2 separate regions of the Homo sapiens genome follow, and region 2 is linked to region 1. Evidence: chromatin contacts called from ENCODE Hi-C or POLR2A ChIA-PET data. All regions are on one chromosome and are shown on one strand. Each heading gives the region's core, a stretch centred on a gene start or an enhancer-like site at or near the end of the contact. The rest is flanking DNA. Distances are from core to core; before and after follow the strand shown.

Region 1 (7,599 bases), core at 3,199-5,698:
GATTGTGTAGCTGGCCAGGGAAGAGAGAGACTTTGGTCATAAGGAACAGATGGTGATGATGGGATAAGAGGTCTGAGGCCAATCTTGGGACCAGCAGAAGAAAATAAAGTCTTCTGGAAAACCATCTGTGCTAGGAGCTCTCTCACGCATGGTTTAATTGAGTGTTTCCAAATGTCTTCCTTGGAACTCTAGTCCCAGGAGATGTCTCGTAAGAAGAGGAATCTGAGTTTAAATATGTTTGGGAGATGCTACATATCACATTATTGTCTTGAAGAAGTCCTACAATAAGAAATCCATTTAGATTCTGGGCGCGGTGGCTCACGCCTGTAATCCCAGTACTTTGGGAGCCTGAGGTGAGCGGATCATGAGGTCAGGAGTTCGAGACCAGCCTGACCAACATGGTGAAACCCTGTCTCTATTAAAAATACAAAAATTAGCCGGCTGTGGTGGTGCATGTCTGTAATCCCAGCTACTCAGGAGGCTGAGGCAGGAGAATCACCTGAACCTGGGAGGCGGAGGTTGCAGTGAGCCGAGATCGCACCACTGTACTCTAGCCTGGGCGACAGAGTGAGACTCTGCCTCATAAAAAAAAAAAAAGAAAAATTCATTTAGTGTTTCTCCTTCATCTCATTAGCAGGATTGCCATGTCCAAGGAGATGTGCATTTAAAATGTTGGAAGATATTGCAAATTTGCATATATTTCTATGTCAACCGATGATGTATGAGACCTCCTTGTGACCTAGCATTTCCTTTTTTTTTGAGACAGAGTTTCGCTCTTGTTGCCCAGGCTGGAGTGCAATGGCGTGATCTCGGCTCACTGCAACCTCTGCCTCCTGGGTTCAAGCAATTCTTCTGCCTCAACCTCCCAAGTAGCTGGGATTACGGACATGTGCCACCATGTCCAGCTAGTTTTGTATTTTTAGTAGAGATGGGGTTTCTCCATGTTGGTCAGGCTGGTCTCAAACTCCTGACCTCAAGTGATCCCCCCACCTCGGCCTCCCAAAGTGCTCTGATTACAGGTGTGAGCCACCGCGCCCGGCCCCCCTTTTTATTTTTTGAGACGAAGTCTTGCTCTTTTGCCCAGGCTGGAGTGCAGTGGAATGATCTCGGCTTACTGCAACTTCTGCCTCCTGGGTTCAATCGATTCTCCTGACTTATCCTCCTAAATAGCTGGGATTACAGGCAACTGCCACCATGCCTGGCTAATGTTTTTGTATTTTTAGTAGAGACGGGGTTTCGCCATGTTGGCCAGGCTGGTCTCAAACTCCTAACCTCAGGTGATCCACCTGCCTTGGCCTCCCAAAGTGCTGGGATTACAAGAGTGAGCTGCTGCGCCCGGCCAGCATTTCCCATTTTTATTTGAGTGTGGAAACTTCCTTTTTGGTAATTCCTATTAATAGCCCATACAGCTGATGTTCCAGAAAATAGTTTGGGAATAGGGTCTATCTTATTTTGAATTTTTCAAAATTTTTAATATTTTTGATACTGGTCTATTTTTAGTCTTCTACAATCTGTGTACAGTGTGCGTTACTATCCTCTTTCTATAAATGAAGAACTGAAACTCAGAAAGAAACCTGACCACTTCTTATGAGGTACACTGTCTCTTAACGCCTAACCTACTGAACCCTGCCCTAGGGCACAGATGACAGCTGAGGCTGTACTTGCTGCAACAATCCACTTCTACTGCTAGGGGTTGAAACTCTAGATCCCTTTCCTCTGCAAGCATCGTGCAGTACACTATTGTTCGGTTTCTATGGTCTTTTTAGCACAGTTGTCTATTTTCAGTGCATTGCCGGTTATTAGCTACTGTGGCTTTTCTCTGTAATTCTATCTGCCATATATTGGAGCCTTTTTTTGTTTTAATTTTTTATTAAAATAGAGATGGGATCTCACTATGTTGCCCAGGCTGGTCTCAAACTCCTGGGCTCAAGTGATCCTCCTGCCTTTGGAGGCCGAGGTGGGCAGATCACGAGGTCAAGAGATAGAGGCCATCCTGGCCAACGTGGTGAAACCCCATCTCTACTAAAAATACAAAAATTAGCTGGGCGTGGTGGTGCATGCCTGTAGTCCCAGCTACTCGGGAGGCTGAGGTAGGAGAATCACTTGAACCTGGGAGGTGGAGCTTGCAGTGAGCTGAGTTCACGCCACTGTACTCCAGCCTGGCGTCAGTGCAAGACCCCATCTCAAAAAGAAAAAAAAAAAAGGAGAGATATACTTCTTCTTTTTCCTTTAATTATTTTTAATTTTTTTTTAAAAGAGACAGGGTCTCACTATGTTGCCTGGGCTGGTCTTGAACTCCTGAGTTCAAGGGATCCTCCTGCCTCAGGCTTCCAAAGTGCTGGAATTACAGGCATGAGCCACCATGCCCGGCCAAGATACACTTCTTAGAAGGTATTGTCATCTTTATTTAAGGCTCGGAGAGGTTGTTGCTTACCCAAGGTTACATAGAACCAAGATTCACACAGTTTTGTTGGACTTCTTCAAAGGATACTGCCTTTTTTGGAAACATGTTTTGAGCTCCAGGCAACAACCAATGTTTGGAACCCACCTTATTGCATAATTTGGGACTACCCTAATCTTAAACCTCATTGACAATGATTGGCTGCTTTTGACTCTAGAAATGACTCTCCTGTGTCTCCTGAGTCCTATTTGCCTATCCATTGGTTAAGATCTGCTTTGGTCTAAACAGAGTTAAGGCCAGGCATGGTGGCTCATGCCTATAATCCCAGGGCTTTGGGAAGCCAAGGCGGAAGGATCATTTGAGCTCAGGAGTTCAAGACCAGCCTGGGCAACATTGCCAAATCTGGCCTCTATAAAGAAAAAAACAAAAAACAAAAAACTGGGCGTGAGGAGTACCTGTAGTTCAAGTTACTCAGGAGGCTGAGGCAGGAGGATCCCTTGAGTTCAGGAGCCTGAAGCTGCAGCGAGCTTTGATTGCACTACTGCACTCCAGCCTGGAAAACATGGTAAGACCCCGTCTCAATAAAATAAAATAAAATAATAAAATAAAATAAAATAAAAATAGCCAGGCGCAGTGGCTCACGCCTGTAATCCCAGCACTTTGGGAGGCCAAGGTGGGCAGATCATAAGGTCAGGAGTTCAAGACCAGCCTGGCCAATATGGAGAAACCCTGTCTCCACTAAAAATACAAAAAATTAGCCTGGTGTGGTGGCACATGCCTGTAATCCCAGCTACTCGGGAGGCTGAGGCAGGAGAATTGCTTGAACCCAGGAAGTGGAGGTTGCAGTGAGCTGAGATCGTGCCACTGCACTCCAGCCTGGGTGACAGAGTGAGACTCCATCTCAAAGAACAACAAGAACAACAACAACAAACAACAGCAACAACAGCAGAGTTAGCTATGATATGATGCGTTCTTATCCCCTACCCCTCATGATCTCCCGAATCTTTCCCCCTCTTTCCTCCTGTCCCTCTGTCCTTCTCTTTCCTTCATTTTTTATAAGACTGGCAAGGTTCTGTCTTCTCTCACGATATAACATCTTCATCTTCTGCCCAGTTGGGCATCAAACAAATGATTTTATGAAAGAAATCAAGACGAGACTGGGTTTGGTGGCTCATGCCTGGAATCCCAGCACTTTGGGAGGCTGAGGTGGGCGGATCACCTGAGGTCAGGAGTTCGAGACCAGCCTGGCCAACATGGGAAAAGCTGGTCTCTACTAAAAATATAAAAATTAGCTGAGCATGGTGGCGCATGCTTGTAATCCCAGCTACTTGAGAGGCTGAGGCACAAGAATTGCTTGAACCCAGGAGGCAGAGGTTGCAAGACAGGAGGCAAAGTCGGTGATTCTCAGTCATTTTCCCTGCAGCCCACTTCCCCCACTTCTGCCCTCATTCAGCCCATACCCCAATTTTTCCTACCTCTTCCCTCACCTTCTTACTTCCTGCCTCTCCCCAGCTAGGGAGGTTTTCCCATAGCTGGAGATTTTCCCTAAAGGGACGAAGCCTAGGGAAGGAGGATAAAGGCATAGAATAGACCCAGTGTGGAAGAGGCGTGAGGGTGAGGGGCACTTGGGCAAGGTGCATGGATGGAAATGAAGGAGAGGAAAGGTCTTCCCATCTACACAGGGCTGAGGATGCACAGCTTCAGAGTGACCACAAGGACGCTGAGGAAAGAGCAGTGGGGATGGAATGAGACAGACATGGAAGGCAGGAGGGGGCCTGCAGAGAGGCAGAGTCACAGAGCGCACGACACAAGGCTGAGGCAGGTGACAACACAGACATTCTGGAGAACAGAAGGGCATTCAGGGAGGAGAGCCAAGGCCACATAGGGTTGACTTTTTTTTTTTAAAGGATTAAGAATGAATCACTGTTTTCATAAGCATCAGTGCACATGCCATATGTTAGGTGTTGCCGGAGTAGAAAACCCCAGAACACGACTTAGAACAGGCCCAACAGCCTCATGCTCTGCCCTGACGGGGCCCTGTGGGAGAGCTCCTGGGCTTAGCTTTCCCCAGAGATGAGGTAATGCTCCTCAGGCATCTCTGGGGACGTGATCTTCACCCCCTCCCTCCTCTAAAGTGAAATCCAAACCAATATAAACCCTGTAAACCTTCCTTGACGGCTCCAAGGTTAGAAGAGAAGTGGAAGTTAGCCACATCATTAATAACAGATCCCCTGGTGAAGGCTCAGTAAACACTCGGAAATTAATAACAGAGAAAAGAGGAGCAGGATAGTAATTTGGATCATAGACTCCTTTGAAAATCTGAAGAAAGCTATAGACTCTCTCCCCAGAAAAAAGCACATGTACATATACACACCAGCTTCAATAAGATAGTGTCTGGATGTTTGTTAAAATCCTGAGGCCAAGGCCAAGGGTTGAGGGGCCATGGACCCCTGAATAAGAAGCCCTGACTTAGAGTATATGAAATAGTTTTGCATCTGTGATCTGTTTTGTCCAGCCAAGGCCCTGGAGATAGGGCAGATGCTGCCTGCGTGGGACAGGCAAAGAGACCTGGGCACAGAGGAGGACTGACTTGCTCCCTGCCTGTGCGAGGAGGTAGCGTGGAGCTAAATTTAGAACGCCTACCTCCATGGCCAGTCTTGTCTTATCACTCACTGTAAATTTGGAACCTGCTGTTAGACAAACTTTTCATTTTTTCTTACATTTTTAGGTAGTTAATTGGGGTTTTTAGAAAAGGGGAGAAATTAAAGGCCGGGAGTGACAGCTCACACCTGTAATCCCAGCACTTGGGGAGGCCGAGGAGGAAGGATCGCTCGAGCCCAGGAGTTTGAGACCAGCCTTGGCAATATAGTGAGACCCAGTCTCTATAAAAAAAAATAACAATAATAAAATAAAATAAAATAATAATGGCTCGGCGCAGTGGCTCACGCCTGTAATCCCAGCACTTTGGGAGGCTGAGGTGGGCGGATTACCTGAGGTCAGGAGTTCGAGATCAGCCTGGGCAACACGGTGAAACCCCATCTTTACTAAAAATACAAAATCAGCCGGGCGTGGTGACACATGCCTGTAATCCCAGCTACTCAGGAGGCTGAGGCAGGAGAATCGCTTGAACCTGGGAGGCAGAGGATGCGGTGAGCCAACATTGCGCCATTGCACTCCAGCCTGGGCAACGAGTAAATCTCCGTCCCGCCAAAAAAAAAGAAAAAAAAAAAATAATAAAAATTAACTAGGCATGGTGGTGTGTGCCTGTAGTCCCAGCTACTTGGGAGGCTGAGATGGGAGGATAGCTTGAGCCCAGGAGTTTGAGGCTGCAGTGAGCTGTGATGGTGCCACTGCACTCCAGTTTGGGCGACAGAGCAAGACCCTGTCTCAAAAACGAAACAAAACAAACAAAAAAAAAGGAAAGAAAAGAGGAGAAAAGACTATATTTTCAGGGCTTCAGGGATCATTTCTACAGTTTCTTACTAGACAAGTTTTTCTGAACGTGTAGAGCACTAAAATCAGGCCTGGTGTGGTGGTTCACGCCTGTAATCCCAGCACTTTGGGAGGCCGAGGTGGGTGGATCACCTGAGGTCAGGAGTTTGAGACCAGCCTGGCCAACATGGTGAAACCCTGTCTCTACTAAAAATACAAGAATTAGCTGGGCATGGTGGCGCTTGCCTGTAATCTCAGCTACTTGAGAGGCTGAGGCAGAGGAATCACTTGAACCCAGGAGGCAGAGGAGGCAGTGAGCCGAGATCGAGCCGTTGCACTACTGCCTGGGCAACAATAGCGAAACTCCGTCTCAAAAAAAAAAAAAAATAGGACTCCATCCAGTCATCACTGGAAGTGAGCTGACTGGAGCTAAACTTCAGAACTGTGTGAGCTGAGCGGTTACAAGACATTAGGAAGCTAAAAAAACTGGTGGATGAAGTTGTTAAGAGTATGAAACCCAAATCAACAGCCACCATGTTTTCAAAACAGATTTGTAAAAATTGCATTTGTTACACTGTACAGAAACTTTTTTTTTTTTTTTTTTGAGATGGTGTTTTGCTCTTGTTGCCTAGGCTGGAGTGCAGTGGTGTGATCTCAGCTCACTGCAATCTCCACCTCCTGGGTTCAAGCGATATTCCTGCCTCAGCCTCCTGAATAGCTGGGACTACAGGTGCCCACCACCGCACCCGGCTATTTTTTTTTTTTTTTTGAGATGGAGTTTGCTCTTGTTACCCAGGCTGGAGTGCAATGGTACTATCTTGGCTCACTGCAACGTCTGCCTCCTAGGTCCAAGCGATTGTCCTACCTCAGCCTCCCGAGTAGCTGGGATTACAGGCATGCGCCACCACACCTGGCTAATTTTGTATTTTTAGTAGAGATGGGGTTTCACCATGTTGATCAGGCTGGTCTCAAACTCCCAACCTCAGGTGATCCACCCACCTCTGCCTCCCAAAGTGCTGGGATTACAGGCATGAGCCCCCAAGCCTGACCAGAGGCTTTTTAAATTAAATAAATATCAAACTACATTCTTAAAAAGGAAAAAAGTGGGGGAGAAATTAGATTGTGCTTCCTCTTTACCCTTTTGTGACATCACCAGCACATTCTCACAGCTTCTTCTTCCTTCTACACTCAAAATACAAGATGAGGAGAAATCTGCTGGGTTTGAGATCCAGTAAGAAAGAAAGTGCCTCTTAATAGAAGGTAATAGGAATAACAGCCATCCATATTACAACTGCTGCTTCTTTCCCATTGTCAGAAAAATGGGGTCCATTTATGACTGGATGACAAATCCTACAGGGCTGAGAGTTAATAGAAACCCTGCAATGCAGTTAGGACGTGCTGACTTTTTGTGCAGTCTTTTAACGGGCGCAAGGACCAGGCAACCTTCCAGCCACTTAACAGTCTGAAAACTCTTCTTGCCTAGTAGGTCCTCTGTTTCCTTTAGTGTTTAATAATGGAATAATGTGTGCTCATAACAGGTAAGTCATGGAAAATGAGCGTGATACTGCATTAGAGGTTATACTTCATGAGGAGATGAACTGGTGTGAGCTTACGTTTTGTTTTGTTGGGATTTTATTTTGTTGGGACTTTTTTTTTTTTTTTCACCGTGTTAGCCAGGATGGTCTCCATCTCCTGACCTCATGATCCGCCTGCCTCGGCCTCCCAAAGCGCTGGGATTACAGGCTTGAGCCACCGTGCCCGGCCAC
Region 2 (7,599 bases), core at 3,469-5,968, 71 kb before region 1:
AGGAGAATGGCGTGAACCCGGGAGGCGGAGCTTGCAGTGAGCCAAGATCGCACCACTGTATTCCAGCCTGGGCAACAGAGCGAGACTGGGAAAAAACAAAAGAAAGAAAGAAATCCCATACAATTCAGAAAAGAGGCAGTGAGAGATCCAGCAGGTTGAGAAAGCTTCCTACAAAGGGCAGGACTTGAGTAGGACTTTCAAATTTAACAGTGACGTTTAAGTCTCCAGAACAATGGAGAAAGTGAGAGGAAGGCGAAACAAAGGGCACTAGTGGCGTGGAGCAAGATCTGTGCATATTCCAGGAGCCTCAGCCTGGAGACAAAGGTGCCCTTGAAATGGGAAAGGGCTGGAGTGGAGTATGAGGTGTCTACTGGAGCCCTGAATGCCAGATTCACTTGGAACTGTTTCCCTTTAGTAGTCTGTGCCTTGGTTTCTGTTGTCTCGGGGACAGGGCAGATGAAAGGAAGACTGAGGGCCTTGTGCACAAGTTATTGGAGGTAGAGAGGAAAAGAAGAAAAGAACCTCCAGAGCTGGGGGCAGTAGCTCACACCTGTAATGCCAGGACTTAGGGAGGCAGAAGTGAGACGATGACTTGAGCCCAGGAGTCCAAGACCTGTCTGGGCAACAAACATAGCGAGACCCCATTCTCCACAAAAAGTTTAAAAAAAAAAAGGAAGGATCAAAACAAACAAACAAGAAAAGAACCCCCACCCCAAAAGGATCTCTGGTAGTAGGCTCAGTCATTCAGCCTCATTTATAGGGTGATACTCTGGTGTCCTGAGGTGGAGTGGAGGGCTCTTTCCTGAAGAAGCTCACAGCAGACGGATAGGAGGCCATTGCACTCCAGCCTGGGCAACAAGACTGAAACTCCGTCTCAAAAAATAAAAATAAAATAAAAACAAGAGTGAGCTTGGGCAGCTCAGAGAATGCTGTTCCTGTTGAGAGAAACAGGGAAGTTAGGATGGGAAACCGGTTTTTGGAGGGGAAACTGGGCTTGAAAGATGACTATTTCATTTTTGGACACACGTTACGTTTTCTCTCTGGAGCTGGTATGTTTGGTTTCTATAGTTGTTCCTTCTTCCCTTAAAACTTAGTTTCGGTGCTTAGAGGGGAAAAACAAAACAAAACCCCAGCCCAGCTGGGCACGGTGGCTCACGCCTGTAATCCCAGCACTTTGGGAGGCTGAGGCGGATCACCTGAGGTCGGGAGCTTGAGACCAGCCTTACCAACATGGTGTAACCCCTTCTCTACTAAAAATAAAAAATTAGCCGGGCGTGGTGGTGCATGGCTGCAATCTCAGCTACTTGGGAGGCTAAGGCAGAAGAATCGCTTGAACCCGGGAGGCAGAGGTTGCAGTGAGCCAAGATCTCGCTATTGCACTCCAGCCTGGGCAACAAGAGCGAAACTCCATCTCAAAAAAACAACCAACCAACCAACAACTACAAAAACACCTCAGCCCAGTTGTGGGTCTTTCCCAAGATCTAGGTGCATCTATTTGTACGACTGGAAATTACCCCAGAGCCTGAGGGATCAATAAACAGCTGAGTTTTTCCAGATTTTTTTTTTAACTTTTTTTTTTTTTTTTTTTTTTTGAGATGGAGTCTCGCTCTGTCGCCCAGGCTGGAGTGCAGTGGCGCGATCTCTGCTCACTGCAAGCTCCGCCTCCCGGGCTCACGCCATTCTCCTGCCTCAGCCTCCGGAGTAGCTGGGACTACAGGCGACCGCCACCACGCCCGGAGAATTTTTTGTATTTTTAGTGGAGACGGGGTTTCACCGTGTTAGCCAGGATGGTCTCGATCTCCTGACCTCGTGATCCACCCGCTTCGGCCTCCCAAAGTGCTGGGATTACAGGCGTGAGCCGCCGCGCCCGGCCTTGCTCCAGATTTTAAAGGGACAAGCATCAGTGGTGAAGAGATGCTCCCCGGGGCTGTCCCACCCAGCCTTCCATTCTTGCAATCACTGGCTGCAGGTGAGGGGAGACAGGAACCTCACTTGCTTGGCTGCACTTTTGTTTTTCCACAGAGTTCTTACTCCAAGAATCAGGGCTTCCTGATTGACCCGTCTGACTAGAATCACGGCTCTCTCATCCCGAACCATCCCGGCTCAGCTTCTGAAAGAAAAAACTTTCTAAACAGATGCTGCTCTCTGGGGACAGGCACTAAGGTTTCTGCAGCCTCTTAGTCTTTCAGTCACTTTAAGTCCTACTCCAGCTGGTGGCTGTGGCTACCTGTCAGAGAGAACATAGGTCTGTCTGACTTTCCTGATCTCCGGAGTGGAGACAGCCCTGCAGTGCAGGGTCAAGACAGGGCAGAACAGCCTGGCCTGACTCCTCTCCATGGGACTCCTCTCCATGAGTAGAGCAGGTTGGAATGGGGCCAGCTGACCTCTTCAGCTCTCAGCAAACTTTTTAAAGCCACCAGCCACGTGGCCTCCTTGACTCTGCAGTCTCCCTGACTGATGTAGAGTCTCCCTGACTGACCCTTTTTAAGCACAATAAATTTAACTTGGATTTCTTGGGGTCAAGCTAACCTCACCTAAAGAACTTGCTTAGCAGAGTTGAAGCATTGCTGAAAAATAACATTCATCTAGGAATAAAAATGACTTTGTTATGTAGGGATTTGACAGAACAAAGGGCAGCTGCTCTGAAATCAAGTAGGAACCCTGGGTTGAATTTGGTGGCTCACATTTGTAATCCTAGCACTTTGGGAGGCCAAGACAGGAGGATCGCTTAAGTCCAGGAATTCAAGACCAGCCTGGGCAATGTAGCAAAGCCCCATCTTTATATAAAATAATAATAATAATGAAAGTAGGAACACTGGTGTCCCTCTTGGCTCTTCCCTCCCCATATTCTCCCTAGCACCAACAGCCAATCAGTCACCTGATTCTTCTTATTTATTTTATTTTATTTATTTATTTTTTATTTTTTTATTTTTTTTTGAGACAGAGTCTCGCTTTGTCGCCCAGGCTGGAGTGCAGTGGTGGGATCTTGGCTCACTGCGAGCTCCACCTCCCGGGTGCACGCCATTCTCCTGCCTCAGCCTCCTGAGTAGCTGGGACTACAGGCACCTACCACCACGCCCGGCTAATTTTTTGTATTTTTATTAGAGATGGGGTTTCACCGTGTTAGCCAGGATGGTCTCAACCTTCTGACCTTGTGATCCGCCTGCCTCGGCCTCCCAAAGTGCTGGGATTACAGGCGTGAGCCACCACGCCCGGCGATTTTTCTTTTTATAAAGCACCTTTCAAACCCATCCACTTCTGTTTCTTTAACCTAGACCTTCATTAGCCTAGACTTTCAACTATTACTTGTCCCACTGCAACACCCTCCAAACTGGTCTTTCTGCCTCTTGCCTGGCTACAATCCATCCTCCCCAGGGAAAAGATTGGTCTTCCCACCATGCAATCCTAGCTAAGCACTTCGGTGGATCATCTGTGAGGACAGCCACCAACAAATTATTCTTTCTGTGAACAGGAACGGATGGAATCCATTTCCTCTCCCCCGCCTTTTTTTTTTAGAGTGGGGAGCTCTGGTGCAGGATCCCCTCCTCTTGAGTCTGGGTCTGTAAATTGCTTTTACCAACAGAGTGTGGTGAGGGTAATATTCTGGGACTTCTAAACCCAGGTGTTAAGAGCCCAGCTTCGCCAGGCATGGTGGCTCATGCTTGTAATCCCAGCACTTTGGGAGGCCCAGGTGGGTGGATCACTTGAGGTCAGGAGTTCAAAACCAGCCTGGCCAACATGGTAAAACCCCCCGTCTCTACTAAAAATACAAAAAAATTAGCTGTGCGTGGTGGTGGGCACCTGTAATCCCAGCTACTCAGGAGGCTGAGGCAGGAGAATCGCTTGAACCTGGAAGGCAGAGGTTGCAGTGAGCCGAGATGGCACCACTGCACTCCAGCCTGGGCAACAGAGCGAGACTCTATCTCAAAAAAAAAAAAAAAAAAAAAAAGAAGCCCAACTTCCTTTTCCTTCTCTTGTCCATCAGCTGCCATGTAAAGTCGTCTGATAGCCAGGTGTAGTGGTGCATACCTGTATGCTACTTGGAAGGCTAAAGCAGAAGGATTGCTTGAGCCTAGGAGTTTGAGGCTACAGTGAGCCAAGATCATGCCATTGCACTCTAGCCTGGGCAACAGAGCAAGACCCTGTCTCAAAAAAAAAAAAAAAAAGAGGCTCTGAGCCAGATTACTGGATGGTAAGAGATCAGGTGAAGATGCAGGGGACCAGCCAGCCTTCACACATTGCAGCCACCTAAGGCATCAGAGAAGTGAATGAAGTCATAGTGAACATTCTGCCAGTGACTTCAGATTCTCCAAGGCCTGTCAAGCCACTCCAGCGAGCACCATCTGGAGGAAGGAAGACCCATCTCTGTCAAGTGTTTAAACCACTAGATTTTGGCATCATTTTGACATGGTTTGTTACACAGCTATAGATAGCTGAAACATGCCCTAGTTTTTTTTTTTTTTTTTTTTAATTTAATTTTTTTTTTTGAGACAGAGTCTCAACTTCCCAGGCTGGAGTACAGTGGCGCAATCTCAGCTCACTGCAACTTCCGCCTCCCAGGTTCAAGCAATTCTCCTGTCTCAGCTTCTCGAGTAGCCAAAACTACAGGCATGAGCTACCATGCCCAGCTAATTTTTTGTTTTTGTTTTTGTTTTGAGAAGGAGTCTTGCTCTGTCACCCAGGCTGGAGTGCAGTTGCGCCATCTCAGCTCACCGCAAGCTCCACCTCCTGGGTTACGCCATTCTCCTGCCTCAGCCTCTGGAGCAGCTGGGACTACAGGTGCCTGCCACCTCGCCCGGCTAATTTTTTGTATTTTTAGTAGAGACGGGGTTTCACCATGTTAGCCAGGATGTACTCGATCTCCTGACCTCATGATCCGCCCACCTTGGCCTCCCAAAGTGCTGGAATTACAGGCGTGAGCCACCGCGCCCGGCCTGTATTTTTAATAGAGACAGGGTATCTCCATGTTGGTCAGGCTGGTCTCGAACTCCTGACCTCAGATGATCACCCACCTCGGCCTCTGAAAGTGCTGAGATTACAGGCATGAGCCACCGCACCCAGCCTAACATGCCCTAGTCTTGTTTTTGTTTTTGTTTTTTGAGACGGAGTTTTGCTCTTGTCGCCCAGGGTGGAGTGCAATGGCGAGATCTCGGCTCACTGCAAACTCTGCCTCCTGGGTTCAAGTGATTCTCCAGCTTCAGTCTCCTGAGTAACTGGGATTACAGGAATGTGCCACCACGCCCAGCTAATTTTGTATTTTTAGTAGAGATTGGGTTTCACCATGTTGGTTAGGCCAGTTTCAGACTCCTGACCTCAAGTGATCCACCCACCTCAGCATCCCAAAGTGCTGGGATTACAGGCGTGAGAGCCACTGCGCCTGGCCAGCATGTGCTATTTAATATTTGATAAATGAATGACTAGCCAACTGAATGAAGGTTAGAACTATGGAATAGGCCAGGTGTGGTGGCTCACACCTGTGATCCAGCCCCCACCACCTGTGGTTCACCTGTCTTCAGCAGGCTTCCTTCCTCTGCAAGATTGTCGCCTACAGCAACCAGGGCTTACTCTGAAAGGGGAGAAAGCACTGCTCTCCATAATCATCCAACAGTTTGTACTTTCTTTCTTTCTTTTTTTTTCAAGGCGGAGTTTCACTGTTGTTGCCCAGGCTGGAGTACAACGGCGCGATCTCGGCTCACCGCAACCTCCGCTTCCCCGGTTCAAGCAATTTTCCTGCTTTAGCCTCCTGAGTAGCGGGATTACAGGCATGCACCACCGCACCCGGCTAATTTTGTATTTTTAGTAGAGTCAGGTTTCTCCATGTTGGTCAGGCTGGTTTCGAATTCCCGACCTCAGGTGATCCGCCCCCTCGGCCCCGCAAAGTGCTGGGATTACAGGCTTGAGCCACCGCACCAGGCCAGTTTGTACTTTGACAGTGATTGGCTCATCCCTGAACTACTCTAAGCAAATACTACGAGTTAACTGGTTTGGGTCTAGATTATTATCCATACATCACCCAATTACTGCGGCAGAGGAGTAGGTAACTTTAAACTGATTTATATATGCCAATTAAGGTCTATGCCTCAGAGCTGGGATAGGTTTATTCCTACTCAAGACTTAATGAGGGGCCTGGCACAGTGGCTCATGCCGGTAATCCCAGCACTTTGGGAGGCCCAAGGTGGGTGGATCATTTGAGGTCAGGCGTTCGAGACCGGCCTGGCCAACATAGGGAAACCCTGTCTCTACTAAAAATACAAAAATTAGCCAGGCGTGCTGGCAGGTGCCTATAATCCCTGCTACTTGGGAGGCTGAGGCTGGGAGAATTGCTTGAACCCGGGAGGTGGAGGTTGCCGTGAGCCGGAGATCCTGCCATTGCACTCCAGCCTGAGCGACAGAGTGAGACTGTCTCAAAAAAAACCCAAAAACCTATGGAATATTCGTTTTGGACTTGATCATTTTTTAAAATTTTTACTTATTTTTATCTTTATTTTTTCATGCTTGGACTGTTAGAGAAAGACTCATAATTTTTATTCTTCCCTTATATCATCCCTGATCTTGCCCAGCAGATGTTATCTTCTAAAAGCTTTGTTTCATATGCTCTGATTCTTAAATTTCTCCTATCTCAGCTGTCTCCAAAGGGACAATAATTGGTGTTCATGATGATATGACTTGGGATAAAATGAAACCTTGAAGTGATACATTGTCTGAGGTTATAGTTTTAACTTTGGAAATTCAGAAACCCAATTTATGAAAATCTATATCTGTAACTCTGAATTAACCCATATGTTAAAAACTCCCAAAGAACCCAAATATTTGTCAATGTGGGGAAGAAAAAAATCCCCTGATTTTGTAAGTGTTTTTACTTTCTGAAAGGGGATTCCATATCTCTTATTCATTCGCGTCTCATCACAGTTCTGAGAGATGAGTAGAAGAGGTGGTGGCACTGTATTTCTGTTTTACAGGTTTGAAAGCAAAGGTTAGCCAGGCATGGTGGCTCACACCTGTAATCCCAGCACTTTGGGAGGCGGAGGCGGGAGGATCACAAGGTCAGGAGATCCAGACCATCCTGGCTAACACAGTGAAACCCTGTCTCTACTAAAAATACAAAAATTAGCCGGGTGTGGTGGCGGGTGCCTGTAGTCCCAGCTACTCGGGAGGCTGAGGTAGGAGAATGGTGTGAACCTGGGAGGCAGAGCTTGCAGTGAGCTGAGATCTCGCCACTACACTCCAGCCTGGGTGACAGAGGGAGACTTCGTCTCAAAAAAAAAAAAGAAAGCAAAGGTTGTATGAGTGTCCAGGGTCATATAGCTGGTTAGTACTACAAGTCAAGTAGGATCCATTCCACTGATGACTGACTGACTAGTCTGCTACTTTTGCCCCATACAGTGGTGATAATAGTAAGAAGTTTCAATTTATTGAGTAACTGAAATTTGTACTTAAGATTTGTACGTTTCTTAAGTAATTTTTTTTTTTTTTTGAGACAGAGTCTCCCTCTGTCACCTAGGCTGGAGTGCAGTGGCAAGATCTTGGGTCACAACAACCTCCGCCTCCTGACTCAAGTGTCTCTCCTGTCTCAGCCTCCCAAGTAGCTGGGATTACAGG

What was found. A loop is a pair of places that touch in the nucleus more often than their neighbours do. ChIA-PET counts read pairs that join two places held with the same protein, here RNA polymerase II (POLR2A).
Region 2: a loop to region 1 is called in a map of astrocyte of the cerebellum, with 5 times the contacts of the local background. The contact joins two enhancer-like sites. A Hi-C loop is called at or near these places in 1 of 168 maps with a recorded cell type or tissue (astrocyte of the cerebellum). POLR2A ChIA-PET finds 5 or more read pairs at or near these places in 3 of 52 experiments (OCI-LY7, WTC11 and activated CD4-positive, alpha-beta T cell).

The regions. Positions count from the first base shown.
Region 1 is chr6:15,145,405-15,153,003 of GRCh38, reverse strand. All of the region lies in intron 2 of LOC105374946 (a long non-coding RNA gene), which reads left to right. Among named protein-coding and RNA genes, the nearest start is that of JARID2-DT, 96 kb to the left of the region's middle. Within about 2 kb of position 4,448, at least 2 of the 41 ENCODE cell types and tissues checked have a DNase peak (open chromatin) inside an H3K27ac peak, as active enhancers do.
Region 2 is chr6:15,216,775-15,224,373 of GRCh38, reverse strand. No RefSeq gene overlaps it. Among named protein-coding and RNA genes, the nearest start is that of JARID2-DT, 25 kb to the left of the region's middle. Within about 2 kb of position 4,718, at least 3 of the 41 ENCODE cell types and tissues checked have a DNase peak (open chromatin) inside an H3K27ac peak, as active enhancers do.